Linked DNA regions of Homo sapiens: region 1 is linked to region 2. Evidence: read pairs that join two places in POLR2A ChIA-PET (ENCODE). Cell type or tissue: MCF 10A. All regions are shown on one strand. Links, peaks and the distances in the headings refer to the core of each region. The heading gives the core; the rest is flanking DNA. Region 1 overlaps ELOVL5 (ELOVL fatty acid elongase 5). Region 2 overlaps GCLC-AS1 (GCLC antisense RNA 1).

What was found. ChIA-PET counts read pairs that join two places held together with the same protein. Peaks named below come from ENCODE experiments on the same cell type or tissue, not always from the same donor. Only the 100,000 strongest peaks of a DNase experiment are listed, where the experiment ranks them.
Region 1: POLR2A ChIA-PET joins it to region 2 with 15 read pairs; 3 of 35 experiments call an interaction of 5 or more read pairs at or near these places.

The regions. Positions count from the first base shown.
Region 1 is chr6:53,300,295-53,316,594 of GRCh38, forward strand. All of the region lies in intron 1 of ELOVL5 (ELOVL fatty acid elongase 5), which reads right to left. Among named protein-coding and RNA genes, the nearest start is that of MIR5685, 31 kb to the left of the region's middle. RefSeq lists enhancers at 1,039-1,088, 4,077-4,600, 9,577-9,686, 9,777-9,826 and a silencer at 12,157-12,451. In MCF 10A, for the core only: no CTCF peak of the experiment used is centred there; DNase peaks (open chromatin) are centred at 6,747 and 8,967.
Region 2 is chr6:53,457,292-53,473,591 of GRCh38, forward strand. All of the region lies in intron 2 of GCLC-AS1 (GCLC antisense RNA 1), which reads left to right. Among named protein-coding and RNA genes, the nearest start is that of GCLC-AS1, 34 kb to the left of the region's middle. In MCF 10A, for the core only: no CTCF peak of the experiment used is centred there; DNase peaks (open chromatin) are centred at 7,750, 8,720 and 9,260.

The DNA.
Region 1 (16,300 bases), core at 5,867-10,866, 160 kb before region 2:
CCCTCAATACCATGTACTCATTTTTCATTCATACCACACACCGAGTGCCTACCACATGCTAGGCACGGAGACCTGAAGGCCCTGGGATTGCAGGCTGGTGAGAAAGACCATAAACATATATTAATTACAGACAGAAACACACGTACAATACGATATGCAAAATAACTGTTAGCAAAAAAAATAAAGCAGAATAAAGGGGCTGGAATCATGGAGTGGGAATTTATTTTGGAAAACATAGAGAAGGCAGCCTGAGAAGGTGGCAACAGAGCAGAGCCTGAATGGTGACAGCAAGCCACACATCTACCAAGGGAAAGGGTGGGTGTTCCATTTAGAGGCACAAATGAGCACAATGGCCCTGGGGTCAGGGCTAGGCTGGCATGCACAAGGACCAGAAGCCATGACAGGAGTGGGCAGCACAATGGGAGGCCTTCTGTCCTCCACTCCGTCTGGTGCCCAGGCCTTGCTCAGCAGTAGACAGAGGTCAGTCATGAGAGCTTTCTTGAGACCTTTCAGAGAGCTTGTGGCCAACGGGCTAGGAACAGAAGAGGGTGCCAATCCTTATCTGCTCACACTGCTACCATCTCCTAACCCTCCTTCCTGCAGCCCTCCTGCCAGCAACGTGCCCTTTTCATTCCCATCTTCCTTGCTGAGCCTCATCTGCTATGCCACATGAACAGTACAAAGGTCTCAGCAAATGAATTCTTCATCACCAGGCTAGGCTGGCCTGCCCTGTTAAGTAAATTGGGCACTTGCTGAGTGGTCTGTGGGCTGAGCTATACTCTTTTGTACTAAAGGAATGGGAGGCACAGGGCTATGCAAAAGTCTTGACACTTTGCCTAGTAATCTGGATTTATGGGAACGGCATGACCTACTTTGCACAAGATGCCCAATCACACTGCCAGGTCTGTGGTTGGCCTCACTGGTGCGGTTTCCTATCTTCTGAGCTACGGTGGGCCAATGACATAACTTCTCAATAACCCGAATCACACTACAGGCAGCCTGGGTGAGCTGGGTCAAGTGGGAACACAGCTGCTCTGTACAATTGTACTAGCAGGGACCAAGCCCAGGCACTAGGCTCCATGGAAAAGGAGCTTTAGTCCTACATGCAGCAAAAGAATAAGCTATTCTTTGATCTGGCTGGTTCCCCACACACTGACAGGAAAATGGACAGGGCTGGGAGTGGCCAGCACTTCCCAGGAAAAAGACCACGCTGACACCAAGCCAAAGCATCGATTCCCATCCTCTTTAACCAGGAGTCTCTGACCTGCACTCAACCTAGGGGGCTTCCCAGAATTACAGGTTACAACAGGGAGTAGTAACAGGGCCCAGTGAAAAAAAGTCCCAATGAAAACAGTCTTCCAAAGCTATTCACTAGTTCAAGAGCCACACACAGAAAATAATGACAGTAAAAATGGATTACGGGCAGGTAAATTAGAACCAATTTTAAAGAATTCCTTTTTAACGCACATTTTCCAAAAGACACTCCTAATTTAAAAAGCCGCTTCCCATTATAAGATTCTGGAGTGTTTTTGGTAACCATGCAACTATATTATAATTGTGTCTCATTTTAAGTATCTCACTACAAAAAACTGACTGGAGCTGACCATTCTCTTTATAAACTACCCTATATTTAAAGATACAGCTGAAAGGAGCAAGAGAGTGTGAGGGAGTTCAGCACACCTTCGTCTGACTCACCCCCACCACCATGGATCAGTTCTGCGCTCCTGGCTAGTTCCCTCCCCATGTACTATACTAAGTGTTGTAGAATTTTAGGATCCTTGGGCCTGAATTCGAGAGAAAGACTGGAACTACCATAGCCTGGAATACAAAAACCTGGAAATACTAACACGAGCAGAACAAAGAACAAAACCCAAAGCCCTAAAGAGAGTCCTGCTCATGTGGAAAATCCATCTGTCCACTGTTCAACTCCCTCCAGGGGCAAGTATATGCCCAGGTGAATCACGTGTGGGAGGTTAAGTCAACATCAGTGCTCACTTTGAACTAATAATCAAACTAGTTGCTAGAAGCATGTTTGAAAAAAGACACTACAATAAGCTTTACAGCAAATCAGTCCCCCTCCACCTCCTTTCCACTTGGCTCCCAAGGACAACAGAACATGAGGGGATGGGGGTAGGTGGCAACAACGGAAGGAGGTGGTTGGGGTTAATGAGGAGAAGGCACAGTCACAATTCTCAAGATGAAGTACGTCTCAAGGAGAGTGCAAATATTAAGCATCTTGGCCATTTCTACCTGGGGTAGGAGAGAGTGACAAAGCTGCCCAGCAAAGGAAAAGTACTGGGATCTTAAGGCAAATCTGTTTTAAAAGGTATCAAGATTTTTAAAAATATACATTATAGTAAAGAGTTGGTATAAGAATTATATTAAAGAAAAGTTTATTTCCTAAACCCACAACCAGGCTGTTTGCTGACTCTAAAACAGTAAAGATATTTTTAGGGCCAAGTCTTGGTTTGTCTGGCTTCTAAGGCAGCAGTCAGCTTGCTTTGAAAGCTCCCTTTCCTGTGGTATCAGTCAAGTCACATTCCTTTTGATTTAAAAACGTTTAGCTATTGTCTAGCTTAACTTCATCATATCCTGCTTTACTTTTTTTTTAACGGTTATTGTTCACCTAAAAATGAGTCAGCTGAGTTTACAAACCCATGTGCTGCAAGGAATCAGACTGAGATTTCCTTGCATTTTCTCTTCTCTCATTCCCATCCATCACTTTTATCAGTCAACTCGTTAACGTTAGGCAGGCATGGGAACATTCTTCAAGTTGGCTGCCAGTTACACAGAATGAAAAATTAAATGGTGCTTTAATTTGGTAGTCACAACCCTGATTCTAGAATTTAAAAAGATTTTTCTAGGTTGGGAAAATCAGTTCCCAAATAAAACCACACCTTGCTGAGGAATGTTAAAATTCAAAATGTCGTGAAGACCATAAAGGAAAGAAGATCCAAGTACTAACAAGCTTTAGAAATGAAAGTAACTTGACGACAGAATTCATGTTAAAGTGTTGGCATTTAAATAAATGATAACTCTGGATTAAATCTTGGCTCAAAAATATCTACCGCACCAACAGTGGTACATCTGATTGTGTACTGTCATCCTAACACTCTGAATCTATGCTTATTCTCTTTCTTCCCCCTGCAGAATTCCTATACTTTCTAACCTCCATTCTAAGGAAGTAACAAACTCTTGTAATTCTCTGATAAAGTCATTTTTCCTGCCATATATCATACACGAAGGCAAAAAACACAGCTCTATTTGGGGTTTTAGATGAGTAACTGCAAAACTGGGGCACTGATAGATTCTACAAAGCACTGCCACAGGTTAGCTCCACGGCTGAAGAAGGCAGAACAACCTCATTCCGGTATAATGGATAATTGGAGGGGAAATTTTTAAATGTTGCAACAATCAAATTGTTGTACAAAAATACGTTTAGGGTCAACACAGAAGCCTCCACTTCCTGCTCCTTGGCTGCTACTAGTTAATTAAAAAGCACTTTTTAACCATCGCTGGAGAAGGACATCCTTCTAACACCTTCTAACATCCTTCTAACAAGTGGAGAGTCACACCAGTGGCTGTTATCTGTGGTCCTTCCTCCCTGTCCTCTTGCCTTCATTTCCAACCCTTTCTCCAAGGCCCAGATTAGGTGTTACAAAGCCTACTTCCACTCCACTGCCCCTCTTGTTGCTGTCTAGACAACTCATTTAGTATACAGCAACTTCAACTTTTACATGAGCTAGATACTTCTGTGTTCAGGTATTATGGGAACAAACTCTGCAACTCCTTAGAGTCCAAACTCTTTAACGGCAAGTACTCCAATCTGTCCTATGAGTATAATAATTATCTATTGGTGATACTATAAATGAGGAGATACACCTGTTATTACAAAATAAAAAGAAAAGAAAATGGCACACCTGACTCCACAATGGCAGCATCCTAAAACACGGACTAAATCCTAGTTACAGATGGCATTTCCTCGGGGAAAACTTTCTCAGTGCTAGTTATCTGGAACTCTAACAGAGGTGCTCTCTTCTCTTCTACTACATGATCAGTAAAGACACTTTGTAAAGTGTGAGCCCATAAAAAACAAAAACAGAAACAAAAAATGCATGTACACACACAAACACACACACCTCTTTTATTTTATTTTATTTTATTTTATTTTATTGATCATTCTTGGGTGTTTCTCGCAGAGGGGGATTTGGCAGGGTCATAGGACAACAGCGGAGGGAAGGTCAGCAGGCAAACAAGTGAACAAAGGTCTCTGGTTTTCCTAGGCAGAGTGTTTGTGTCCCTGGGTACTTGAGACTGGGGAGTGGTGATGACTCTCAACGAGCATGCTGCCTTCAAGCATCTGTTTAACAAAGCACATCTTGCACCGCCCTTAATCCATTTAACCCTGAGTGGACACAGCACATGTTTCAGAGAGCACAGGGTTGGGGGTAAGGTCACAGATCAACAGGATCCCAACGCAGAAGAATTTTTCTTAGTACAGAACAAAATGAAAAATCTCCCATGTCTACTTCTTTCTACACAGCACAGCAACCAACCGATTTCTCAATCTTTTCCCCACCTTTCCCCCTTTTCTATTCCACAAAACCACCATTGTCATCATGGCCCGTTCTCAATGAGCTGTTGGGTACACCTCCCAGACGGGGTGGTGGCCGGGCAGAGGGGCTCCTCACTTCCCAGTAGGGGCGGCCAGGCAGAGGCGCCCCTCACCTCCCGGACGGGGCGGCTGGCCGGGCGGGGGGCTGACCCCCCCCACCTCCCTCCCGGACGGGGCGGCTCGCTGGGCAGGGGGCTGACCCCCCCACCTCCCTCCCAGACGGGGCGGCTCGCCGGGCAGGGGGCTGACCCCCCCACCTCCCTCCCGGACGGGGCGGCTGGCTGGGCGCGGGGCTGACCCCCCACCTCCCTCCCGGACGGGGCGGCTGGCTGGGCAGAGGGGCTCCTCACTTCCCAGTAGGGGCGGCCGGGCAGAGGCGCCCCTCACCTCCCGGACAGGGCGGCTGGCCGGGCAGGGGGCTGACCCCCCCACCTCCCTCCCGGACGGGGCGGCTGGCCTGGCGGGGGCTGACCCCCCCCCACCTCCCTCCCGGGCGGGGTGGCTGCCGGGCGGAGACGCTCCTCACTTCCCAGACGGGGTGGCAGCCGGGCGGAGGGGCTCCTCACTTCTCAGACGGGGCAGTTGCCAGGCGGAGGGTCTCCTCACTTCTCAGACGGGGCGGCCGGGCAGAGACGCTCCTCACCTCCCAGACGGGGTCGCGGCTGGGCCGAGGCGCTCCCCACATCTCAGACGATGGGCGGCCGGGCAGAGACGCTCCTCACTTCCTAGATGGGATGGCGGCCGGGAAGAGGCGCTCCTCACTTCCCAGGTAGGATGGCGGCCGGGCAGAGACGCTCCTCACTTTCCAGACTGGGCAGCCAGGCAGAGGGTCTCCTCACATCCCAGATGATGGGCGGCCAGGCAGAGACGCTCCTCACTTCCCAGACGGGGTGGCGGCCGGGCAGAGGCTGCAATCTCCGCACTTTGTGGGGCCAAGGCAGGCGGCTGGGAGGTGGAGGTTGTAGCGAGCCGAGATCACGCCACTGCACTCCAGCCTGGGCACCATTGAGCACTGAGTTAACGAGACTCCGTCTGCAATCCCGGCACCTCGGGATGCCGAGGCTGGCGGATCACTCGCGGTTAGGAGCTGGAGACCAGCCCGGCCAACACAGCGAAACCCCGTCTCCACCAAAAAAATAAGAAAACCAGTCAGGCGTGGCGGCGCGCGCCTGCAATTGCAGGCACTCGGCAGGCGGAGGCAGGAGAATCAGGCAGGGAGGTTGCAGTGAGCCGAGATGGCAGCAGCACAGTCCAGCTTTGGCTCGGCATGAGAGGGAGACCGTGGAAAGGGGAGGAGAAAGGGGAGAGGGGAGAGGGGAGAGGGGAGAGGGAGAGGGGAGAGGGGAGAGGGAGAGGGGAGAGGGGAGAGGGGAGAGGGGAGAGGGGAGAGGGGAGAGGGGAGAGGGAGAGGGGAGAGGGGAGAGGGGAGAGGGGAGAGGGAGAGGGGAGAGAGAGAGGGGAGAGGGAGAGGGGAGAGAGAGAGGGGAGAGGGGCAAACACACACACCTCTTAAACATTCAAGGAAATTTCTTCCCCACTGGGAGACAAAGATGTATTCTAGTCTTGAAAGGCAACACACAAATACACTTGATCTTAAAAACTCAGATATAGAACATTTTTTCAGCAGTTGGTAGCGGGAGGGTAACATGATTTTAGAACTTTATTCTAGGGGAATTCTTATTCACAGCTAAAGAAGAAATGTACAGTCAAGTTCAAAGTTCTTCCCCCAGTTCTCAGCAGAGTCAAGACAAGGACCATTTACAACAATCCACACAACAAACGAGCATTCAGAAAAGGGTTCACCACTGTAGAAAATTACTCTTGTAGAGTTTTATCATCTTAAAGCTGCCAACTTAATTTTCTTTTGAAACTAGAAGAAGAAGTGGTGATAACTTTTAATTGAGTGAAGCACACTGTTATTTGGAAAAAGACAACGATAATTCACACACAGAATGCTCCTTGCTGGTGGGTGAAGGCCAGATTGCTGCAGTTGGACTTAGAACTCCACTTTCACATAGAACTTTGCTGACAGTAACTAATTAATGCCCACAAGGCTGCAGTGAAGCAAGGTAAAAAAAAATCCATCAGGTGCAGGAGTTAGTCATCCTCCTGACTGGTTTTATTTCTGTGTGTCCAATGATTCTCAGAATGACTGCTTTTCAGGCTACCAGCCATTTGAAAGGCAGTTGACTCACTGAGTTAAAAACTATTTAATGAGTGTCTACTTTGTGTCAAGCAGTATTGCTTGTGAGGAACAGGAAAGTGACAGAGACAGACATGACCTCTGCCACAGTACAAATTAGTAAGCAGTGTGCAAAGACATCTGTGGCTCAACCACTTTTGGGTGGTAGTGGTTAGGAACATACACTTTGGAGCCAGAGAGCCTGGGTTCAAATCCCTGCTTCACCACTTACTAGCTGTGTAACCTTGGGCAAGTTACTTAACATTCTGTGCCTTAGTTTATTAGACTGTAAAATGAGGGTAATTACATTAACTTCCTCATGTGATTAAATGAGTTAAGATATGTGAAATGCTTAGAATAGTGTGTGGCACAGCAAGTACCGTAAAAATGTTTCTATTATTATCATCATTACAGAGACCTTTGACAATGATCAGTTTCATATTCAATGTTTATGGAAGAGTTTTGCTAAGGCATAAACTGGAGTTCCCTGCAAGGTCCATGGCAGTGAAACATGCTCACATCCATACCTCACAGCTCTGTTATTTTCTATTTGGCATGGACTCACAAATGATACTTGTGAATCTGGGGATTTATAAAAGACTCTAGATAAATTCCTCTGAAATGTCAAGGAGATGCTGGTCACTGACTTCTCTGTGAGTAGAAGAGCAGGCCAGTGTCTATCCCAACCTTAGTACAGAGCAGAAATAAATCTGCATCTGATAAGCCTTTTTTTTTGTACTCCTGGCAACTAGCATATGATAGATGGCCAATAAACTTATTCATTTACCATAACTGAAAAGGGGGCTGAGTTGCCAAAGTCACAGAGGTTGGGTGGAGCCAGAATTTGAACCACATCTCCAACTCTATTGCCTATCATTCTTAAAATACCCCATGCAGTCTCTCAAGAGGACATCTTCATGTATTTACATAAAAGATGGTGACATGTGTTAGTATTGCCTGAATTCATATAGTTTTACGAGAAAAAGATACAGAACTATGTAGTTTTAAAATAACATTATCAAGTTAAAAAAAAAAGTTGTTTGGAAGAAGATGTTTGGTAACAGAGTTCTTTAAGATCTCTGTAATTAAGACCTAGATGGGAAGTAAAGGGGCAGCAATCCTCCCTGACCTCATTTTCATACTCTTCATCATCACTTCTACTGTATCTCAATCAGTGATAAAATTACAGGCTTATTTTTTAAGTGCTGTGATTATCAGTTATACTGTAATTATCTGTTTATCTGTCCACATCCTATTAGGCTCTAAGCTCTTCAACGGCAGAACCTCTGGTGTTCCCATTTTATCGCTAGAGTGTCTGGATCTGTGCCTGACCAATTATTGATTGCTCATTGAAACTAAGAGTGAATGAATGAATAATGAGTGGATCAATGAATGAATGACTTTCTAGAGTTTCATATCAATGGGCTCTCAAATCTGGTTGCATCTTAAAATCACCTAACAGCTTTAAAATCAGGTTTTTGGGATCCAATCCTAGAAATTCTAATTCAATAGATGCTAGGAAATATCTTTTTGAAAAGATCGTTAGGTAATTCTGGGAAACAGCCTGCTTTGGGAACCACTGCTATATATATCAATTAAGTTTTGGACTCTTACTAAAATCCCCTGCCACCCTTTAATTTTTATCACCCAGACGGTATCCATACACTGTATTACAGAGACAGAGCCTAGACTAGGATGATGGTCTCAAGGACAAGTTATTTTTTATTCCAACAAATTCTGCAGCAATTCCCTGTTTCCTCTAATTCCACCAGCTGGGGGGAGGGGATGCGCAGGTGGGGCGGGGGGCGGGGAGGCAATCATATTTTTTCAAACATCTCTCAAGCTGAAATAAAACCTCGTATCAAGATAGAGATCAGTTCTCATATTTTTCAAACACTGTGTGACATGGTACACATCACACATAACAAGCATACATTAATCCATCCTGCACCTGATGGATTTTTTACCGGTAAGCTCTTTTTTGGGGGATGCTGTTGCAGAAATATTACTATCAGTAGAGGAGATCCATAACACCATTACTACCAGGAGTCAACAGTGGCCAAGTCTATAAAGCTCTGTGAGAACAAGGAACGTATCTGTCTTGCTCCTTGTAATCCCTAGTAGCTGTTCTTGGGACACAGAAAGGAATTTAGTAACTCCCTGTTTCATCATATTGAACTGGGGCAGTATGGAACACTGCTGACAGGCTGCTGCTGCTGCTGCTGCCAAATCAAATGTTTGGCCAAGGACAATTCCATACATTCCTTGGAAGGAGGCAAGATGGGTGATAGGAAGAACCTGAACACTGGTTGAGAAACGTGGGCTCTGGCTCTATTATCATCAATCCTAAACTGAGCTGCTTCCTATTATATTCGTTTCATTACCTAGACTACAGGACCTCAAGCTTTCTTCAAGTAAATACGGTATCTATGGGAGGCAGAGTCTAAGATGCCCCCAAAGATCCTGGTACACCTGATACTCACACCCTTATGTAGTGCCCTTTCCCGATGAACCAGGGTTGTGTGTGTGACCAACAGAATAAAGCAAAAGGGATGGTATGTCGCTTCTGGGATTAGGTGATAACAGATGTTGTGGCTTCTATCTTGGTCAGCTGGCATGTTTCTGTCTGTGTTTCTAGGACCACTAGCTCTGGGGGAAGCCAGCTGCTATGCTGCAAACAGTCCTAGGGAGAGGACAATGTGGCAGGAAATAGGCCACCTGCCAACAGCCACCTGAATGAGCTCAGAAGCAGATCTTCTGGCCTGCTCAGCTTCAGATGAATGCAGCCTCATGAAAGACCCTGAGACAAAACCACCCAGGTAGGCCTTGCTGGGACTTCTGACCCTCAGAAAACGTGTGTGACAGTAAATGTTTCTGCATTTTAAGGTGGCAAATTTGGGGGTAATTTGTTAACAATAGATAAAAGCCTTAGAAATTAACAAGGTCAGTGGGGCTGGAAGAAGAGGTTCTTACAAGACAACTCTACTTCCCCTTGCTAGCCTTCCTTTTGGTTACCACACATAATTAAGGCACCAATTACAAGCACGGCCTAATAAAATATAAACCCTCCCCCTCGATTTAACTGGAACTGGGAAGAGAAGTGAAAAGGCTTATTATCTAAAGTATAGAATTTGGTTAGGAAAACAATACAACACTTTTGTTACTAGCCTGAGACAAGGGATCTAACATTTACTAAGAGCCTACTACGTAGCTGGCTTTTCAAAGACTCACTAAGGAAATATCCCTATTTTCTAGACGAGGAAACTAAAGTTCAGAGATCTTAAGTAGTTAACTCTAGGTTTATATGGCTTAGGGTAGGCAACTGTTCTGTTTTTCTTGGGGGATTTTCCGGGATGTAAGGCTTTCAGTGCTAAAATCAAAAAATTTTCGGGCACACTGGGAAGACTTAATCACATTACTTACTGTTAAGTAGCTCACAAAGTTAAGTTACTTAAATTTGTAGTTGGTCCAAAACTTGTGCTCTTTACAATTATCACAAGTTGATTTTTTTGTTGATGTTGTTAATTTGGAGACAGGGTCTCGCTCTGTTCCCAGGCTGGTCTGGTTTTCAACTCCAGGGCTCAAGCAATCTGCCTGCCTTGGCCTCCCAAAGTGCTAGGATTACGGGAGTGAGCCACTGCACCCAGCCAATCACACAGTTGATTTTTAAAAGTACATCTTAAAGCTATTATTTGGCAGCTTATGATCTGCAACAAATTTCGAACTGTTACCTACTAAAAAGAAAACCACAAACCCCTCCAGACTTTATCTCACAATACACACAGAAAAGACCGTTGGTTTTTTCTGTGAAAGGGTAAATAATTGCTATTCATATGATACATACTAGCATGGAAATTTTTCAGCTTAAAGGATTCTGCAAATTTCTGTTCCAAAATAGCAACTGAGTCCACAAACGACACTGGTAACTCCCCTCTGTACCTCAACAGACTCTCCAGTGTGGCTAAATGAGCTGACAGGTGACTGGGTGGGCTCTTCACAGAACTTCACATCAAGTCTGGTGCTCTGGCAGGAGAGGTAGGCAGTTACACAATTTTCTCTTCCACAAAAGCCTAGAGACAGCCAACTGACACCACTGGAAACTTCAACATAAACAGCGCTCCTGTGGCTGTCCTACCTGGTAGGTAAGCAAGGCAGTGTTGCCAAAACAGCTCTTTTTAAAAAAAGACCCATGTAATAACCACTGGGGTAGCTATAATCATAAAAACAGAAAATAACAAATACTGGCCAAGTAGATGGAGAAAGTGAAATACTCAGGCGCTTGCTGTTGGCGGGACTGTCAAATGGTACATCTGCTGTGGAAAATAGTTTGGCAAGTCTTCAAAAAGTGAAACACAGAATTACCATATGACCCAGCAATTCCACTCCTAGGTATATACCCAAAGAAATGAAAACACACATTCACTCTAAAACCTGTACACAAATATTCATAGTAACATTATTTATAACAGTCAAAAAGTAAAAACAACCCAAAAGTCGATCAACTGATTAATTAATAAACAAAATGTTGTACATTCATACAATGGAATGTTATTTGGCCATTAAAAGGAAGACAGTACTGACATTTGCTATATCATGAATGAATCTGGAAAACATTATGCAAAGTGGAAGATGCCAGACACAAAAGGCCACAGATGATTCAATTCATATGAAATGTCCAGAATAGGCAGATCCATCAGTGGTTGCCAGGGGCTGGGGAAACGAAGGAATGGGAAGTGACCGATACTGTTTATGATGTTTCTTTCTAAGGTAATGACAATGCTCTGCAATTAGATATACTTAAAAATTAAAAATAACTTTAAGAAAAGGAGAGGTACTTTAAAAAAAGGTTTAATATTTTATACACTCAAGCCTACTGCTAGCAATCTACACTAAGGAAATACAAGCAGATGTGCACTAAGATTGACTTATGATTGTCATCAGTGATATTTGTAACAAAAACTGAAAGGTGGTTAGCCTTCAAGTATCCATCTAGAAGTAACCTTCTAGATGAAACCTTCCGTAACCTAGAAGTAACCTTCTGCTACAGAAATTATAGTATAGGAATATAATTAAATATCATGCCATAATTCAAATGAAGCTATTGGGCATTTATTTTAGAGAAATGAAAACTTTATGTTCATATAAAAACCTGTACACGAATGTTCACAGCAGCTTTATTCTAGCTAGAAACTAGAAACAAACAAGATACTCTCCAACAGGTGAATTGTTAAAACAAACCATGGTATATCCACACCACGGAACGTTACTCAGCAATAAAGAACAAACCTGATACATTCAACAACCTGAATGAATCTCTAAAGAATTAAGCTAAGTGAAAAGGGCCATCCATTTATAAAACACTTTTGAAATGACAGAACTATAAAGATAGAAAAGAGATTAACAAATTGCCTGGGGTTACAAAGGGTGTGAAGGCAGGATGGAAGAGGATGTGGTTATGAAGGCCACATGTGCTGATAGCAATGTTGTGTATCTGGACCGTACTAATGTCAGTATGCTGGTTGTGATATTGTGCTGCAGTCCTGTACAATGTTACCACTGGGGGAAACAGGGTAGAGAGTACTTGGGATCTCTGTATTATTTCTTACAACTGCATATGAATCTACAATTCTCTCAAAAAGTTCAATTTTTTAAAAAAATCTACGACCATGAGAAAAACAAACTAGGCTGAGCATTTGATTTTTTAAAAATTCAATCAACTTCCCCAACCCAATCACATGTGGTGGTGACTTTTTTGGCACCTGTAACTGTAAAGGAAGGTTTATGTTGGCAAGGAATAGTCTGAACTATGACTCCATTCACAAAAGTTTAAGACTTTACCTAAATGCAGGTGTTTCAAATACTCATTTTCACAGTGGTCTGATGAAGCTTCCCAGTAAACATTTTCTTATTCAGACTACTCAGGTGATGGGGATACTGTTTTGATCAACCCAATGATCTAATTAACTTCGAGGAATCATACATCTCACAAAGAGGCCCGCTGTCAAACAGTAAGAAAATCATGAAAGATACCAAATAAAATCCTCCTGATTAAAATGTAATCTTTGATGATTCAGAGGCATTTTGTGATCCTGAGGTATCTCAGAGTCAGAATTATAAATGCCAAATCTCACTTTACAATACTGTAGATGAGCAGGCACAGATAATTGGGATAAAAGTTTATAAATTTATTATGACTCTACTGCTTTATATAAGTTCCTGCAATTAGTTTCCTTGCCATTTTCCTTTTAATACATGGTACATAGAAAACTTAGTTTTATTTCATTTCTAAGATATGACATCACTCTGTCTCCCAGGCTAGAGTGCAGTGGCACAATGATGGCTCACTGCAGCCTCAACCTCCCGGGCTCTTGCAATCCTCCCACCTCAGCCTCCTGAGTAGCTTGGGACTACAGGCATGTGCCACCACTCCCAGCTAATTAAAAAAAAAAATGTAGAGAAGGAGTCTCGCTGTGTTGCCCAGGCTGGTCTTGAACTCCTGGGCTCAAGCAATCCTCTCGCCTCAGCCTCCCAAAGTGCTGGGATTACAGGCATGAGCCACCATGCCTGGCTAAAAACTTAGTTTTAGACTGTCAGATTCCAGATGTTTTTGAAAATGAAAAATAATAAAAGTTTACCATATTATAAAAACAAAAAAACTGTGCTTTCTTCCATCTTTTGGATCATTTTCTTATCAATGCACTGAGAAGCAAAAAAGGGTTAAGCAGCACTTTTACAATGTGCAGTCACTATGTGACTATAGCTTACTGAAGAGTGATGCCACCACGCTTGTGCTCTGCTCTGGGCTTTTTGCTGCCTGCCATTAGCAAAGAGCTGTTCAACCCCCACAGCTCTTCAGAGCACAGTGGATGTTTCCCAGAAAAGGCTGAGGTGACGTCTTCTGTAACCCTCCTTGGAAATTATCCAGCAAGATTAGATCTCTTCTTGGCAATGCTTTTCTTCTTTTCACCAAGTGCTACATTCAACAAATGAGCCACTGTGTTTAAAACCTCCTTGATAATCACTAAAGGTGAAATATTGAGAATTGGGTCCTAAGGTGATTACATTTTAGTGGAACTGCAAGGATTTTAGCAAGTCATGTTAATGTAACTGAATATTCCGACTGGCTAATATGATTTTTCCTTCATTTCAATTCTCTGCAAGTACCAAAATTCAACTCTAGGCTGTCATAGAGCCATTTAGCTGTAACAAAACGAAGGAAAGCCAGTGATCAAATTAACATGAAGTCAGTTAGGTGCCCACCTACAGCCAGAACACCAAGGGAGAGACACCAACAGGTTCCAAAATGAAAATTAAGGACAGAGTGAAGGAGAAACAAATACCTATTCCTGTATAGAAATTATAGAAATGCATTCCTGGAGAAGTCAATCATATGAAAATTTTAGGAAAAGAACTGAGATTGTAAAATGGCATATATAATCGTTTAACAATATGCCTTTACTGAGCACCAAATGTGTAAGGCACTATGGCAAGTGGTAGGGACAGAGAACCTGGTCCTTTCCCTTCAGCTCAGAAATCTAGCTATTCCTCCAGTCATGACCCATATTTTCAGTTCACTTCAAAACACAGAAATTGATGTCTTATGTCATAATTTGAGTGAAAAAAATAAAATTAAAAAGAAAAAAAAATCAGCACAAACTAACAACAGCTTAACACACACCCACCCTTGAAAGGCAAGAACATTTTACTGGTCAGGAGCTAGGGGATGGATATAAAATAGTACATAATATCCTACTTTGATTTGGAAAAGCTATCACATATTTCCTATGCAAAATCCAATGAAAACAATTATTTGAAGAAAATTAATGTAACTACAGAAGCAGTGACATGTTTAAAATGTATTATGTTTTTCTCCAATGATTTTTTTCACATACATGAACAATTTAATAAATTGCAACTGGGTTGGAGAAGAAAAGGAGAGGGTCTTGGCCAGCTTGTGCTGCTATAAAGAAAATAGCACATGCTGCTAGATTAAACAACATTTACTTCTCAGGGTTCTGGAGGCTAGGAAGTCCATGATCAAGGTGCCAGCAAATTAGGCTCCTGGTAAGGGTCCTCTTCCTGGCTTCAGATGGCTGTATCCTCCTGGGGACTTGGGGACATGGGGATGGGTAGAGAGAGTACTGGTCCCTCTTCCTCCTATAAAAATACTGATCCCATCATAGGGACTCCACCCTCATGACCTCATCTAAACTTAATTACCTCCCAAAGGCCCCACCCTTCTAATAGCATCACTTTGGGGGTTAGGGTTTCAAAATATGAATTGAGAGTGGGGGGACACAAACCTTCGGTCCATAACAGAGAAGCAGTTTTCCATTTAAGAGATAAACGAATGACTGTTTACAGAGTCTAAAGAAAATTGACACTTTTAAAAAACCTAGTATCTAAGATGAATCATTTTCATTCATATAGTCAAGTTATCAAAACACATAATCTCCACTTTATGAAAGGGTTGTACTATTGTAAATTAGTCATCTGGCCTTTGGAAAATAATTTTTTGGAGAAATGTTATATTAGTTGTTCTTAAATTTCCGGGGGTTCCATATCAATTGTGAAAATCTGATTAAAGCAAAAGGGAAATTCTCTCCATCTCAAAATGACAGAGAGTTTGGATTAAACTGACTGACATTTACAGGGTCGCCCAAATCCCAGTAGTCCCCAAGTTAAAAACCCTAGCTGTCAGTGGAGGACAGATCTCCAGACCAGCCCTAAAATACTTTACTTAACTCATAATGAAGTGGCAGCAATAGGACTAGATTCTCACCATTTCTATGAGAAAGATGTAATCTGTAATATGCATAATTTCAGTTAGAGTTCTCTAGGCTCTGAAACTATACTGTAATAGCATACACTGTAATATTACCTTGGGCAAGCTGCTAAAACTATATAGACCTCAGTTTCCCAACTCATAAACATGGGGACAATAATGCTTATACCTCATGGAGTTGCTGTGAGGATTAAATGAGATAATAAAATTGTATGAAGTGCTTGGCATAATGCACAAACACCTCAATTCGTGGCAGCTATTTTTATCATCATCAGAAGCACACATTCATCAAACATACATTTAACACACTGTCACAGGCACTGGAGACACAGAAATCCACAAGACCACAAATCTGCCTTCAGAAAGGTCAAAAGTCTCTAGCAAGGGAAGGAGAAACAGTAAATAACTGTAATAAAGTGATCTATGTGCCATGACAAGGTATGTACAGGAGAAAAGGATGGGTAGGGGTGGGGGGATTAATACAGAGCAGTCAATTCTGTATGGGGACCAGTGGGTCAGGTGAAGCTCTGCAAAGAGAGTAATATTTAAGGCTTGCTAGTGGGGATCAGACAGAAGGCAGAGATGAAAAAGTGAAAAACAATGTTGGAGAAGGAGGTAAGAGCTCCAGAGTTTGTTTTTAAACTGGGGGGTTGGTAAAGAAGGGGTGACAGTTGGGGCGAGAGGCTGAAAAGAGGGTGAGATCAGCATCAGGTTGGTT
Region 2 (16,300 bases), core at 6,235-11,234:
ATTTCAATAGTTGTGTTAAGGGTGGAAATGGGCCTTATAATCAATATAAGATGAGCTGCTTTCTGCCACTCTTTTGAATAACTGTAATCAAAACTGACAAAAAACAGGTTAGGCTTTTAATATCTCTCAATTATATGAGGAGGAACTGGGATGACTTGAACACTGCAATTAAGTCTCTGAGGCCAAAGGTCTGTGGTGAAAACAGGCATAATTTTACAGTCCTTTCTATTGGACAATGAACTCAGCATTTCATCCTCACAGTACCTAAGAGTGTCATAGCCTACATTTGCACCTGAACTAGTAATGGAATATGTGAAAATTTGCCTGGCACATAGCTATTGCTTAATCAACAGTAGCGAGCAGTATGTGTGTGTGTGTGTTTGGTGGGGGGAGTGAAGATTTCTCTCTCAAACATATGAGCAGAAACTCAATAAAGAATTAATTTTCATGGGAAATAGAAAAGGTTCCACCCAGCATACTTTGAAGAGCTATTATTATTCATTCATCTTTAGTGCACAAGAGAAAAAGAGCAAAGTGGGGCAGGTAAGGGGAGATAAGAGATCTGTTTAGGTTTACTGCCTTAAGTAAAACGTAAGTCTATTGCACAGTATTTCTATCAGGTTAGCCTTAACAGGCCTTTCATACATTGCCTTCACATAGCACTAAAGCTGGTTAGGAACAAAACTGTTCTCCAGGATTTCATGCACCTGAATCATTGCCTTTCCTACCACCCTCGTACTTAGTCTCTTTCAGAAATCTTACTCTTTGTCTCATCATTTTTCCCCACTTTGAGTTAGATGTGGATTCACATCCTGACTCTACCTATCCATGTGACCTGAGTGAACCCCAGTGTCATCAGCTGGAACATGGGAACAATACAATACCTACCTTCTAAAGTTAATGTGAGGATGAAATGAGATAATGCATGAACAAGAAGTGCATTACAAGGGGCTCCTTAAATGGTTCTTTCATTTCCTCTCTGGCTCTACCTACTTCTCTTCCTTTCTAGCATCGGTTAGGTCATCCTTCTGTAGAGACCGTGGGCAAAGAGACAAAGGCATCAGGCCTCCTGGATGCCTCCTCCATCCCAGCCTGGCTCCCTATTTGTCTAAGAGAAGGAAACCAAGCCAAGGCACAAAGGCACAGAAGCAAGCATTGGCTGGGCACCTGAAGTTGGTCATATAGAGGAGAAAAGATTTTCAGCTTCCCCTTAAGGCCTACCCTAATGTAGCGTTAACCTAAGCCTTTAAATGTACCTCCCATCATCCCCACCATGTACCTTGACAATTTTCTGACCCAGGAACAGATATCTACCCCATTCCACTCTACCTCTCTCTCTGGCCCCACACTGTGCTTTTGCTATTGTGATTTCCTCTGCATAGAGCTCTGTTTACTCACTTCTCCTTTGAAAGTGCACAACTTGGTGAAACACACCTTTCCTGAGAAGCCTGTCTGCCCATTTATCAACCCTTCTTACACTGCCACAAGTCAAGGAATGCCAAGGATTGCCAGCAACCACCAGAAACTAGAAGGAGCAAGGAAGAATTTTTCCATAGAGCATTCAGCAGGAGCATGGCCCTGCTAACACCTTGATTTTGGACTTCTAACTGCTGGAACTGTGAGAGAATAAATTTCTGTTGCTTTAGGCTACCCAGCTTATTATATTATATTTCATTACAGCAGATCCAGGAAACTAACACAACCAGGAAAAGCTGAAACTTATTGATTACTGGCTTAAACAGTCCTCTTCCTATTTCAAAGTCTATTCACCTTTTGGGATACCAGTTACAAACTTACCTATTTCTCTTACTCTGAGCCCCCAGTGGATTGGCAAGTCAGAAGTTATTGAAGGAAGGTAGAGCAAGATGGTTGGATAGGAGCTGCCACCAATTGTCCTCCCCACAGGAATACCAAATTGAACACATATCCACATAAAAAGCACCTTCATAAGAACCAAAATTCAGATGAGAGATTGCAGTACTTTCAAATTCATTTTACAATGTTAATATTTCCCTGATACCAAAACCAGACAAACACACTGAAAAAAAAAAGCAACCTATAGGTCAATATCCCTAATGAACATTAATGCAAAAACCCTCAACCAAATACTAGCAAACCAAATTCAAATATACATTAAAAAGATAATTCATCATGACCAAGTGGGATTTATTCCAGAAATACAAGGATGTTTCAACATATGCAAATTAATCAATGTGATATATATCCTATCATTAGAATGAAGGACAAAAATGATCATTTCAATTGATGCTGAAAAAACATTTGATAAAATTCAACATCCTTTCATAATAAAAACCCTCAGAAAACTAGGTATTCAAGGAACATACTACAACACAGTAAGAGCCATATATGACAGACCCACAGCTAATATCATGCTGAACGGGGAAAAACTTACAGCCTTTCCTTTAAGACCTGAAATATGACAAGGATGCTCATTTTCACCACCGTTATTCAACATAGTACTGGAAGTCCTAGCTGGAGTAATCAGACTAGAGAAAGAAATAAAGGTATCCAAATTGGAAAGGAAAAAGGCAAATTATCCTTCTTTGCAGGTGATAGGATCTCATATTTGGGAAAACCTAAAAACTCCACGCAAAAACTGTTAGAACTGATAAACAAATTCAGTAAGGTTGGAGGATACAAAATCAACATACATAAATCAGTAGCATGTCTATATGCCAACAGTAAACAATCTGAAAAAGAAATCAAGAAAGTAATCTTATTTATAGTAGCTACAAATAATATAAAATACCTAGGGATAAACTTAACAAAAGAAGTCAAAGATCTCTGCAATGAAAACTATAAAACACTGATGCAAGAAACTGAAGAAGACACAAAAAATGAAAAGATATTTGGTGTTCATGGCTTGGAAGAATCAGTATTGTTAAAATGTCCATGCAAGGGCTGGGCATGGTGGCTCATGCCTGTAATACCAGCATTTTGGGAGGCCTAGGTAGGAGGATCGCTTGAGGCCAAGAGTTTGAGGCCAGCCTGGCCAACATGCGAAAACTCTGTCTCTACTATAAAAAAGTACAAAATTAGCCAGGCATGGTGGCACATGCCTATAGTCTCCAGCTACTCAGGAGACTAAGCCATGAGAATTTCTTGAATCCCGAAGGCGGGGGTTGCAGTGAGCTGAGATTGCTGCTCCACTGCACTCCAGCCTGGGTGACAGAGCAAGACTCTGTTTAAATAAAATAAAAATAAAAATAAAATGTCCATACTACCCAAAGCAACCTACACATTCAGTATAACCTCTATCAAAATACTAATGACATTCTTCACAGGAATAGAAAAAAAAATCCTAAAATTGATATAGAACCACAAAAGACCCCAAATAGCCAAAGCTATCCTGAGCAAAAAGAATGAAACTGGAGGAATCACATTACCTGACTTCAAATTACACTACAGAGATATAGTAACCAAAGCAGCATGGTACAGGCATATAAACAGACATATAGGATGACTACAGTCAACAATAATTTATTGCACATTTAAAAATCACTAGAAGAATATTATTAGATTGTTTGTAACACAAAGAAAGGATAAATGCATAGGGTGATGGATACTCTACTTGCCCTGATATGATTATTATGCATTGTATGCCTATATCAAAATATCTTATACATTCCATAAATATATACACCTACTATGAACCCACAAAAATTAAAAGTTGAAAAATGAAAAAAAAAACCTTTCTCTTGTTTTTCTAAAACTCTAACTGGATACCCTGCATTTTTCTTTGCTAAATTTGGTAACCCTAATTGGGAAATATGTTGCAAAAGGCAAAGATGGGGAAATACACTATATTCATTTGAAGTATGCTGGGGGGGTAGACTATGAAAGTGAATGCAATTTTTTGACACTCTCCTGAGAGAACTGCCACAACTTTCATTACTAGTATTCACTTCTTCCACCATGGGATTGTCACTCATTAGAGACATGTAGTTGCTGTGCCCCTTAAGGAAGCCCCTTATGGCTGAAAGCAGGTGGTTCCAAAGCCTGTCCTACACTTGCTTCTCCCTCACATCTTATGAGCCAGACCACTAGATCCCACAGAAGAAAAGGATCAGGGAGGTAATTTTTCTACAGAAAAGCACTGGATTCGCATAAGTGATATATCAAGCTTCTAATGTCCTTTTTATCTTTTATTTGAATAATCATTTGTATAACTTTCCCATCTGTGTGTACATTTTAAACAAATGAAGCAGCTTCCTCTCACTAACATGTTTTCTCTTCCTTAAAATGACATCCTCTTCTAATTTACTCAACCCTAAAAACCCCCTCTTCAAATACATTTTCTCTGTTGGTTTCATGCATCTCAGAGAAAGGAAAAAAGGGTTCATTTTAGTAAATAAGCCCTGGCTTTAAAAATGCTCTTACCATTTCACACTCCAGAAAATAAGGAGATGAACACACACACACACACACACACAAACTAATTAGAATTAACTAAATTTTATAATATATTAAGTAATAAAATTACAATGCAAAACCATTGCAGCGTCCTTTTGATTGCTCTGAACTCCACCCCTCCCTGTCAAACAATAGAAAGGGGAAAGTGCTTTAAACTCTCACTAGGGTGGGGCTGCTGCCTGCCGCCTGCTCTCCGAACTGTCTTGCAGCTGGAGAAGAGCAGCCAAAGCTCCTGCAGACTTCATGTTGGAACTTCACACATTCATTCCAACAAAGAACACAGCACGTAGCAGGAGAACATACTGCGCTTATTCTTCTTAGTATAAGGGCAGATAACCTCTCTATTTTTATCTTTACCTTCATTGAAACAAAAACAAGTAAATGGAAGAGCAGACGCCTCTTCATAAAGCTAGTCATTGTCCTATTCCTCTGTTCTATTCACTCTCAAACGATTCCATTGGGGACCCCTGAGCTGTGAAGAAGGACAGGGCCCTGCCTCCACTTTTTCATCTTTCTCCTTAACTCGGGGAAGTCTGGCTTTTACTTCCAACCGCTCAACTGACACTGTCTTTCAAAGTTTACCAATATCTAGGGTGGCCAAATGGGGATGCTTCTGAGGGTGAAAAAAAGATGCTACTAATAATTATCCTGGGACAACAGGCGTAAATGCAAACAGTCTCATCAAGAACCTCCCATCTGTATCCAAACCTCTCTTCCCAGCATCTTTCTGGAGCTTCCACAGCATTTAACACGGTCCCCATCCCTGCTTTTTGGAATCTTTGTTTCCACTAATCTTTAACACTTCAACTGTCCTTCTTTACTCGAAGGCCAGCTCAGAGCTTCTTTGCTGGTTCCTATCTCCTCCATTGATTGAAAAAGTTCCCAGATTGATTGCTTGGTTCTCCTGTTTGTCTCTAGATTTCTCCTCACAGACCTGCATTCTCATGACTTCAGCTCTCCCTGCATCATGACTCCCAAGTCATTTCAAAGTGAAATTATTGTCCAGGTCGGTGGCTTATGCCTGTAATCCCAGAACTTTGGGAGGCTGAGGCCAGCAGATCACTTGAGCTCAGGAGTTTGAGACCAGCCTGGGCAGCATAGCCAGAACTTGTCTCTGGTAAAACAAACAAACAAAGAAATAAACAAAAACGAAATTATTAGGAACTCTAAGACAGCAACAGCAGATTATTAAATCCCAAACCTGGGCCTCCTTCTGATCACAGAGCCCTGCACCTGGCCACATGCCCATGTAACCGACTCTGCCATTAGTTAAATGACTAAATAAGTATATAGTACATTCTTTCAAAAAGCAGTAAAAGGAAATAAGAAAATGGCATAAAAGAGAGAGAAAGTAGGCCAGACATAGTGGCTCACACCTGTAATCCCAGCACTTTGGGAGGCCAAGGCAGGCAGATCACGAGGTCAGGAGTTCGAGACCAGCCTGGCCAACATAGTGAAACCCCATCTCTACTAAAAACACACACAAAAAAATTAGCCAAGTGTGGTGGCACATGCCTATAGTCCCAGCTATTCTGGAGGCTGAGGTGGGAGGATCGCTTGAACCCAGGAGGCAAAGGTTGCAGTGAGCCGAGATCGCGCCATTGCACTCCAGCCTGGGTGACAGAGTGAGACTCTGTCTCAAAAACAATAAAAATAAAAATAAAAAAATAAAAAGGGAGAAAGAGAAAGGAGTAGGGTGAAGCAAAGGGGTTTCAGGGTCTGGGATTACAGAGGGGAGGGGTCTTGAAAGGAAGAGTCCTTGAAAAGACTGGTTGGTGGGAAAAGGCCTAAGGCAGGCGCTCAGGTAAAGGGTCTAATCTCAGAGAAGAGCCACACTTCTTCACGAAGGCTAGAGAATGGAGACAATGAGCATAGAAGCAGCATGGTGAGAGCTACGAGACTTCATCATGGATAGCAGAGGGATATCAGCAGAAGCATTTGTTGTTTTTTGTTTTTTTTTGTTTTTGTTTTCGTTTTTTGAGACCAACTCTCACTCTGTTGCCCAGGCTGGAGTGCAGTGGTGTGATCTCAGCTCACTGCATCCTCTGCCTCCTGGGTTCAAGCGATTCTCCTGCCTCAGCCTCCTGAGTAGCTGGAACTATAGGCACGCACCACCACGCCCGGCTAATTTTTGTATTTTTAGTAGAGATAGGGTTTCACCATGTTGGCAGGCTGTTATTGAACTCCCAACCTCAAATGGTCCTCCCACTTTGGCCTCCCAAAGTGCTAGAATTATAGGCGCGAGCCACCACGCCAGGCCTGAAGTATTTAAGACACAATGAGATGTTGCTTCGTCTCTTTATCTAATTACTGTGGTGCACAATAAAGTGAATCAGACCTGTCAGTGTCTCCAGAAAGCTTACAGTTCCAGAAGAGACAAAACACCAATATGAAATTTAGGACAAAATATGATGAGTGAGTTGGAAAACCTCATTTAGTTAAACTAAGCTTCCTAGAAATATCTTCCTGCTAAATATTTGTTAACTTGGCTTAATACAGAAGGAAAACACAAAATAATATAAATAGCATGGTAGAAATGACATGGTACATTGCATTAGGCATTATAAGTAATCTAGAGATGAATTAAAGTATATAGGAGGATGTGCAAAGCTTATATGCAAATACTACACCATTTTATACCAGGGACTTGAACATCTGTGGATTTTGGTATCTGCAGATGATCCTGGAGCCAATCCCCAATGAATACTGAGGGACAACTCTGTATACACACATACAAATACATGCACATGTGCATATATACACATTTATACATACACACACACGCATGCACACTCACACATATAGACATGCACATATCATTTGAGTCAAATCTACATGAACCTTACCTAGAGTTTTCTGTTTATTCACAGAACTGCCTAGAGGCAATAGAATACCAAGTTAGAAATCAAGTTGAAGCAACATTTACTCAGCCGCTATTTACTAGGGAGTGCTGTCTGCCAGGAATTGTTCCAGGGGCTTACGATGTTGTGATGAACACAAAATCTCCTGCAGCCACAGGACTTACATCCCACTGGGGAGGCAGAGAGTGAACATTACATATAAATATCTAACATAAAATCAGATCATGGTGTGCGCAATGAAAGAAGATAGAGGAGGTGGGGGTGTAGAGAGACAGTGCGTGTGTAGGAGTGGGCTCACACTATTTTAATCAGGGATCAGTGAAGGCTTCCTGAGATGGTGGCATTTATGTAGGAAAAGGAATGAAAAGAGGGGTGAGTCACGTGAAGAGTGGGGAGAAGAGCACTCCAGGATGAGGAAATCACAAGGGGAAAGGCCATGGGCAGGGTGTGCTTGGAAGCTCAAGGGATGGCAAGGAGCCCAGTGTGACCTGAGCAGTGAGATGAGAGGGTATTGGGAAATTAGGTCAGAGGGGTAGCTCTGGCCAGGACACTGTGACATTTGCAAGTGAAAGTAAAGATTCTGGACTTTAAGAGATACTTATCTCAGTTTTGAAAAATGAGAAGAGTCATCCCCCAGATAAGGAGGAAGAAAAATTCTAGGCTGAGGAAACAGCATGTGCTATGGTACGAAGGAGTGGCTGGCTTTGCGTCTTCCGTTGAGTTTCTGAGAGTTGATATCAGTGGAATCAAGGCTAAGAGGTGGTGAGCCTGTGCGTAGTTCGAGGCCAGGCTAAAATGTGCCCAATGCACAACTCACCATCAGACCAGCCCCGCTGGGTTCTCCTGGGTGGGAGGTGAGCCCAGTGTGCCAGCAGGTTGTGGGAGGAGAGGTCAGTTCAGAGACACACTATCATTGACAGAGAGAAGAGTTAGTCCAGACCCATGCTTTCTTCTGCAGCCATTATATTCTCTTTCCTGGGCTCAGAAGCAGAAGGCTCAGGAAGCTACTGCTCCTGAAGATGGGATCAATTACACGCAAAAGTGGACGCCTGTGCTCCTGGATTGGGAAGGTTGAAGGAAGAGAAGGAGGCTCATGAACAAATGGGCAGTTTGCACAAGGAAGTAGGGACAAAAGAGTGAAATCGCCACAAAGCGTGAAGCTCCTTGCCGTGAGCAAGGCTGGGACACATGGGACAGAGTCTCTGACAAATGCTCCCTTCTCTCTGAGAAGGGCCTGTTCCTGCAGGCCCAATTCAATCTTATCTCTGTTAAGTATCTGATCACTGCTTACCCATCAGCACACCGTGAAACAAAACAGGCCAGGCATCTCAGAGTGACCTCCTAAGCATGGAACAGGGAATTCTATGTTCTGAACTAATATGGCCCTTGGCAAAATTGTGCAACAGTTGAGGCTGCTGTTTACTAACTCCCACATCCACTTGCAGCCCAGGACTTTGCTTTGGTCCCAGCAAGGGTGTTAGCTGATGAGGCTGGATGTGTTACGCCATAACACAGCATGTTGGAAGGGGCCTTCATATAGAACGTTTGAAAGTTTCTGCTTCAGGGACCTTGTTTCTAAAGGGCTGAGGTGTGGCATGAGACAGGAAGAGATCTGCCTTACTCCTGAGAGAGGCGACTGGAACACTGCCTCTGTTCTCTTTATCTACAGAGAAAGAAAGTGATTTTGGAAGATTGGTCTGACTGAAAGAAGTTTCTGGAGTGATGAGAAAGGGGTGTGATTGGATAGTGCTTGCCTTACACTGTGAGAATTATGTGTTCCTTCATTCTTTGACCAAAATTTATTGAGTGCCTCCTATAGGCTGGGCATTGTTCAAGGTGCCATGGTTATAGCAGTAAACATATTTCTGTTGTTTCATATTTCAAATATTTTAAAGAGTAAGAACAGAATCAAAAGACGTTGGGAAAAATCCTTCCCCTCCCCTGGTGTACCTTAATAATGAGTCACCACAGAACATTCTACAGCAAGCTTGTCCAACCCCCAGCCTGCAGGCTGCATGCAGCCCAGGACAGCTTTGAATGTAGCCCAACAAATTCATAAACTTTCTTAAAACATTATGAAATTTTTTTTGCAAAATATTTTTTTTTAGCTCATCAGCTATCATTAGTGTTATATTTTATGTATGGCCTAAGACAATGCTTCCAGTGTGGCCCAGGGAAGCCAAAAGATTGGACACCCCTGATCTAGAGCAATAGAAGGGTCTGGTAGCTGGCTAGATTATTTGGGGAATTCAGGAGATGTCAATCATTTTTTTTAAAAAAAGCTTATGTTTAATGTTTTAAAAACTTATTTTTAATTTTTAATTTTTGTGGGTACATAGTAGGTGTATATATTTATGTGGTACACAGAATATTTTGATACAGGTATATAATGTGTAATGACCACATCAGGGTGTATGAGGTATCCATTACCCCACGCATTTATCCTTTCTTTGCATTATAAACAATCCAATTATACTCTTTTAGTTATTTTTAAATGTGCAATAAATTACTGTTGACTGTAGTCATCCTGTTGTGCTATCACATACTAGATCTTACTCATTCGATCTAACTATATTTTTGTACCCATTAACCATCCCTATTTCCACCACTGCCCCTCCATTCCCAGCCTCTGGTAACCAGCCTTCTACTCTATCTCTGTGAGTTCAATTGTTTTAATTTTTAGTTCCCACAAATAAGCAAGAACATGTGAAGTTTGTCTTTCTGTGCTTGGTTTATTCTTAACATAATGTCTTCCAGTTCCACCCATGTTGTTGCAAATGACTGGATCTCATTCTTTTTTATGGCTGATAAGTACTCCATTGTGTACAAGTACCACATTTTCTTTATCCATTCATCTGTTGATGGACACTTAGGTTGTTTCAAGTCTTAGCTATTGTGAATAGTGCTGCAACAAACATGGGAGTGCAGATATCTCTTGGACATAGTGATTTTCTTTCTTTTGAGTATATATCTAGCCATGGAGTTACTGGATTATCTGGTAGCTCTATTTTTAGATTTTTTTTTGAGGAACCTCCAAACTCTTCTCCATAGTGGTTGTACTAACTTACATTTCCACCAACAGTGCATGAAGGTGGCCTTTTTTCCACGTGTTCTCCAGCATTCATTATTGTCTGTCTTTTGAATAAAAGTCATTCTTACTGGGGTGAGCTAATATCTCATTGTAGTTTTCATTTGCATTGCTCTGATGACCAATGATGTTGAGCACCTTTTCATATGCCTGTTTGCCATTTGTATGTCTTCTTTTGAAAAATGTCTATTCAGATCTTTTTCCCATTTTTAAATTGGATTATTAGATTTTTTTTCCCTATTGAGTTGTTTGAGTTCATTATAAGACTGGTTATTAATCCCTGGTCAGATGGATAGTTTGCAAATATTTTCACCCATTCTGTGGGTTGTCTCTTCACTTTGTTGATTGTTTCCTTTGCTGTGCAGAAGGTTTTAAACTTGATGTGATCCCAATGGTCCATTTTTGCTTTGATTGCCTGTGCTTGTGGGGTATTACTCAAGAAATCTTTGCCCAGATTAATGTCCTGGAGAGTTTCCCCAATGTTTTCTTGTAGTAGTTTCATAGTTTGAGGTCTTAGGTTTAAGTCATTAATTCATTTTGATTTGATTTTTGTATGTAGTAAGAGATAGGGATCTAGTTTCATTCTTCTGCATATGGATATCCAGTTTTCCTAGCAGCATTTATTGAAGAGACTGTCCTTTGAGCAAACTGTGTTCCTGTGACTTTTGTCAAAAATGAGTTTACTCTAGGTGTATGGATTTGTTTCTGGGTTCTCCACTCTGTTTCATTGGTCTGTTGGTCTGTTTTTATGCCAGTACCATGCGTTTTGGTTACTATATCTCTGTACTATAATTTGAAGTCAGGTAATGTGAGTCCTCTAGCTTTGTTCTTTTTGCTCAGGATAGCTTTGGCTATTCTGGGTCTTTTGGGGTTCCATGTCAATTTTAGGATTTTTTTTCTATTTCTGTGAAGAATATCATTGGTATTTTGATAGGGATTGCATTGAATCTGTAGATTGCATTGGCTAGGATGGACATTTTAACGTTGATTTTTCCAGTTTTTTATGTCCTCTTCAATTTCTTGAATCAATGTTTTATAGTTTCCATTGTAGAGATCTTTTAGTTCTTTGGTTAAGTTTATTCCTACCTATTTTATATTATTTGTAGCTACTGTAAATAAGATTATTTTCGTGATTTCCCTTTCAGAATGTTTGCTGTTGACATGTAGAAATACTACTGATTGGCTGGGCTCAGTGGCTCACCCTGTAATCCCAGAACTTTGGGAGGCCAAGGTGGGAGGGTCATTTGAGACCAAGCGTTCGAGATCAGCCTGGCTAACATGGCAAAACCCTGTCTCTACAAAAAATACAAAAATTAGCCAGGCGTGGTTGTGCACACCTGTAATCCTAACTACTCAGGAGGCTGGCACATGAGAATAGCTTGAACCCATGAGGTGGAGGTTGCAGTAAGCTGAGATCACACCACTGCACTCCAGCCTGGGTGACAGAGTGAGACTCCTTTTCAAAAAAAAAAATCTACTGATTTATGCATGTTGATTTTGTATCCTGCAACTTCACTGAATTTGTTTACCAATTCTAATATACTTTTTATGGAATCTTTAGTTTTTTTGAAATATAAGATCATATCGTCTGCAAACAAGGATAATTTGACTTCTTCCTTTCCAATTTGGATGACCTTTTATTTCATTCTTTTGTTTGATTGCTTTAGCTAGGACTTCCAGTACTATGTTGAATAACAGTGGTGAAAGTAAGCATCCTTATCTTGTTCCAGATCTCAGAGGAAAGGCATTCAGTTTTTTTGTGTTTAGTATGATAATAATTGTGGGTCTGTCATATATAGCTTTTACTGTGTTGTGGTATGTTCCATGAACACCCAGTTTTTTAGTGATTTTTTTTTTAATCATGAAGGGATGTTGAATTTTATCAAATGCTTTTTTAGTATCAGTTGAAATGATCATGTGGTTTTTGTCCTTCATTCTATTGGTATGATGTATCACATTGATTGATTTGTGCATGTTGAGCCATCCTTGCATCTCTGGGATAAATCCCACTTGGCCATGATAAATGATGTTTTTAATCTGTTGTTGAATTTGGTTTGCTAGTATTTGGTTGAGGATTTTTGCATTAATGTTCATCAGGGAAATTGGACTTTAGTTTGATTTTTTGTGTGTCTTTGGTTTTAGTATCAGGGTAATACTGGCCTCATAGAATGAGTTAGGAAGTTTTCCCTTCTCTCCTATTTTTTGGAGTAGTTTCAGTAGGATTGACATTAGTTGTTCTTTAAATATTTGGTACAACTCAGCAGTGAAGCCATCAGGTCCTGGGCTTTTCTTTACTGGAGATTTTTCTTGTTTCAGTTTTGATCTCATTACTTTTTATTGGTCTGTGCAGGTTTTGGATTTCTTCATTGTTCAATCTTGGTAGGTTTTTTATGTCTAGGAATTTATCCATTTCTTCTAGATTTTCCAATGTACTGGCTTATAGTTGTTCCTAATAGCCTCTGATAATCTTTTGAAGTTCTACAGTATCAGTTATAATGTATCCTTTTTCATCTTCAGTATTATTTATTTGGGTATTCTCTCTTTCTTTCTTAGTATGGCTAAAGCTTTGTCTATTTTGTTTATCTTTTCAAAAACCCAACTTTTCATTTCATTGATTTTTGTATTGTTTTCTTTGTTTAAATTTCATTTATTTCTGCTCTGATCTTTATTATTTCTTTTCTTCTACTGATTTTGGGTTTGGTTTACTCTGGCTTTCATAGTTCTTTAAGATGCATTGTTAGTTTGTTTATGTGAAGTTCTTCTACTTTTTTTGATATAGATGCTTATAGCTGTACACTTTCCTCTTAGTACTGCTTTCACTGTATCCCATAGGTTCTGTTAGGTTGTGTTTCCATGTTCATTTGTTTCAAGAAATTTTTAAATTTCCTTCTTCATTTCTTCATTGACTCACTGATCATTCAGGAGCACATTGTTTAATTTTCATGGTTTTTTTTTGTAGTTTCCAAATTTCTCTTGTTATTGATTTCTAGTTTTATTTCACTGTGGTCAGAGATGATATTTGATATAATTTCATTTTTTTGAATCTTTAAAGACTTCTTTTGTGGCCTATCATAAGGTCTATTCTTGAGAATGATCCATGGGCTGAAGAGAAGAATGCATATTCTGCAGCTATTGCATAAAATGTTCTGTAAATATCTATTAGGTTCATTTGGTCTGTAGCGCAGGTTAAGTCCAATGTTTCTTTGTCAATTTTCTGTCTGGATGATGTGTCCAATGCTGAAAGTAGGGTGTTGAAGTGTCCTGGTATCATTGTATTGGGGTCTATGTCTCTCTTTAGCTTTAATATTTGCTTTGTATATCTGGGTGCTCCAGTGTGGGTGCACACATATTTACAACATATATTTGCAGCTCATTATATAACGTTAAAAGGTTCAAGTCAGCAAGAGGATATAAACATAGACCCCAATACAATGATAAGGGGACATTTCATATTTATAAGTGTATATCATATCTTCATATTTATAATTATAATATAGATATATATTTATATTATATTTACATATAAATATATCCTGTTCATATGTTTATATCCTCTTGCTGACTTGAGCCCTTTATCATTATATAATGACATTCTTTGCCTCTTTTTATAGTTTTGTCTTGAATTCTATTTTATCTGATATAGGTATAGCTATTTCTGCTCTTTTGTTGGTTTCCATCTGAATGAAATATCTGTTTCCATTCCTCAATTTTCAGTTTCTGTGTGTCTTTATAGGTAAAGTGTGTTTCTTGTAGGCCACAGATCATTGGCTCTTGTTTTTGTTGTTGTTGTTGTTTGTTTGTTTTAAATCCATTCAGCCACTCTGTGATTGGAGAGTTTAGTCCATTTACATTAAATGGTATTATTGATCAGTAAGGACTTGCTCTTGCCATTTTGCTATTTGTTTTCCGGTTGTTTTGTGGTCTTCTCTTCCTTCTTTCCTTCCTTCCTGTCTTCCTTTCCAGTCAAGGTGACCTTCTCTGTTGGTATGTTTTAATTTCTTGCTATTTATTTTTTGTGTATCTGTTGTATGATTTTTGATTTGAGGTTACCGTGAGACTTGCAAATAATATAATCCATTATTTTAAACCGGTAACAACTTAGCACTGATTGTGTAAACAAAATAACAAGCAAGCAAAGAAAACTAATACACAAGCAAAGAGAAACAAGCAGAGAAACAAACGAGCAAAGAGAAAACTAACGAATGCTCTACATTTTAACTGCATCCCCCCGCTTTTTAACTTTCTGTTGATTTATGTCTTATTATACTCTCTGTGTCTCAAATAGTTGTTGTAGTCACTATTTTTTATTGGTTCATCTTTTAGTCTTTCTACTCAAGATCTGAGGAGTTTACACACCACAGCTACAGTGTTACAATATTCTGTGTTTTTCTGTGTGCTTACTATTACCAGTGAGTTTTGTACCTTCAAATGATTTCTTGTTGCTCATTAATTTTATATTCTTTCAAATTGAATAACTCTCTTTAGCATTTTTTGTAGGACAGGTCTGGAGTTAATGAAATCCCTCAGCTTTTGTTTGTCTAAGAAAGTCTTTCTTTCTCCTTCGTGTTTGAAGGATACTGTCACTGGATATACTAGTCCAGGATAAAATTTCTTTTTCTTCAGCACTTGAAATACATCACGCTACTCTCTCCTGGCCTGTAAGGTTTCTGCTGAGAAGTCTGCTGTCAGATATATTAGAGCTTTATTGTAGGTTATTTGTTTCTTTTCTCTTGTTGCTTGCAGATCCTTTCTTTATCCTCAACCTTTGGGAGATTGACTATTAAATGTCTTGAGGCAGTCTAATTTGTTTTAATTCTGCTTGCTATTCTATAACATTCTTGTACCTGAATAGGGATATCTTTCTCTAGGTTTGGGAAGTTCTCTGTTATTATTCCCTTTGAATAAACTTTCTACCCCTATCTCTCTCTCTACTTCTTCTTTAAGGCCAATCACGGTTAGATTTGCCCTTTTCAGATTATTTTCTAGATCATGTAGATGTGCTTCATTCTTTTTTATTCATTTTCTTTTGTCTCCTCTGACTGTGTATTTTCAAATAGCCTATCTTCAAGCTCACTAATTCTTTCTTCTGCTTGATCAATTCTGCTGTTATCACCCTGATTCATTCTTTGGTATGTCAATCGCACTTTTCAACTCTAGAATTTTTGCTTGTTTCTTTTTTAAATATTTCACTCCTTTTGTTACATTTACGCGATAGGATTCTAAATCCCTTCTCTGTGTTATCTTGAGTTTCAGTGAGTTTCTTCAAAACAGCTATTTTGAGTTCTCTATCTGAAAGGTCACATATCCCTATCTCTCTATGATTGGTCCCTGGTGCCTTATTTTGTTTGTTTGGTGAAATTATGTTTTTCTGGATGGTCTTGATGCTTGTTGATATTCATCAGTGTCTGGTCATTGAAGAGTTAGGTATTTACCATAGTCTTCACAGTCTGGGCTTGTTTGTACTTGTCCTTTTTAGGAAAGAGTTTCAGGTATTTGAAGGGACTTGGTGTTGTTATCTAAGTTTTTGATCATTGCACCAGTATCTGCATTTGTGGGCCCCCCAAGCTCAGCAACGGTGTGTCTCTTGTAGACTCACAGAGGCACCACCTAGGTGGTCTTGGATAAGATCCATAAGAATCCCCTGGATTATGAGGCAGATAAATTTTTGTTCTCTTCCTTTACTTTCTCCCCAACGAACAGCATCTCTCTCTCTCTCTCTCATTCTCTGCAAAGCTGCCTGTTCTGGGGGGAGGCCTGACACAAACACCTCTGAGGCCACCATCACTGGCACTGCTCTGTGTTAGACTTAGAACTAGCACAGCAATGGGTCTTGCGGAAGGTCCGCAGTAACCACTGTCTGGCTACCGCCTATGTTTGCTCAAAGGCCCAAGGGCTCTACAATCAGCAGATGATTAAG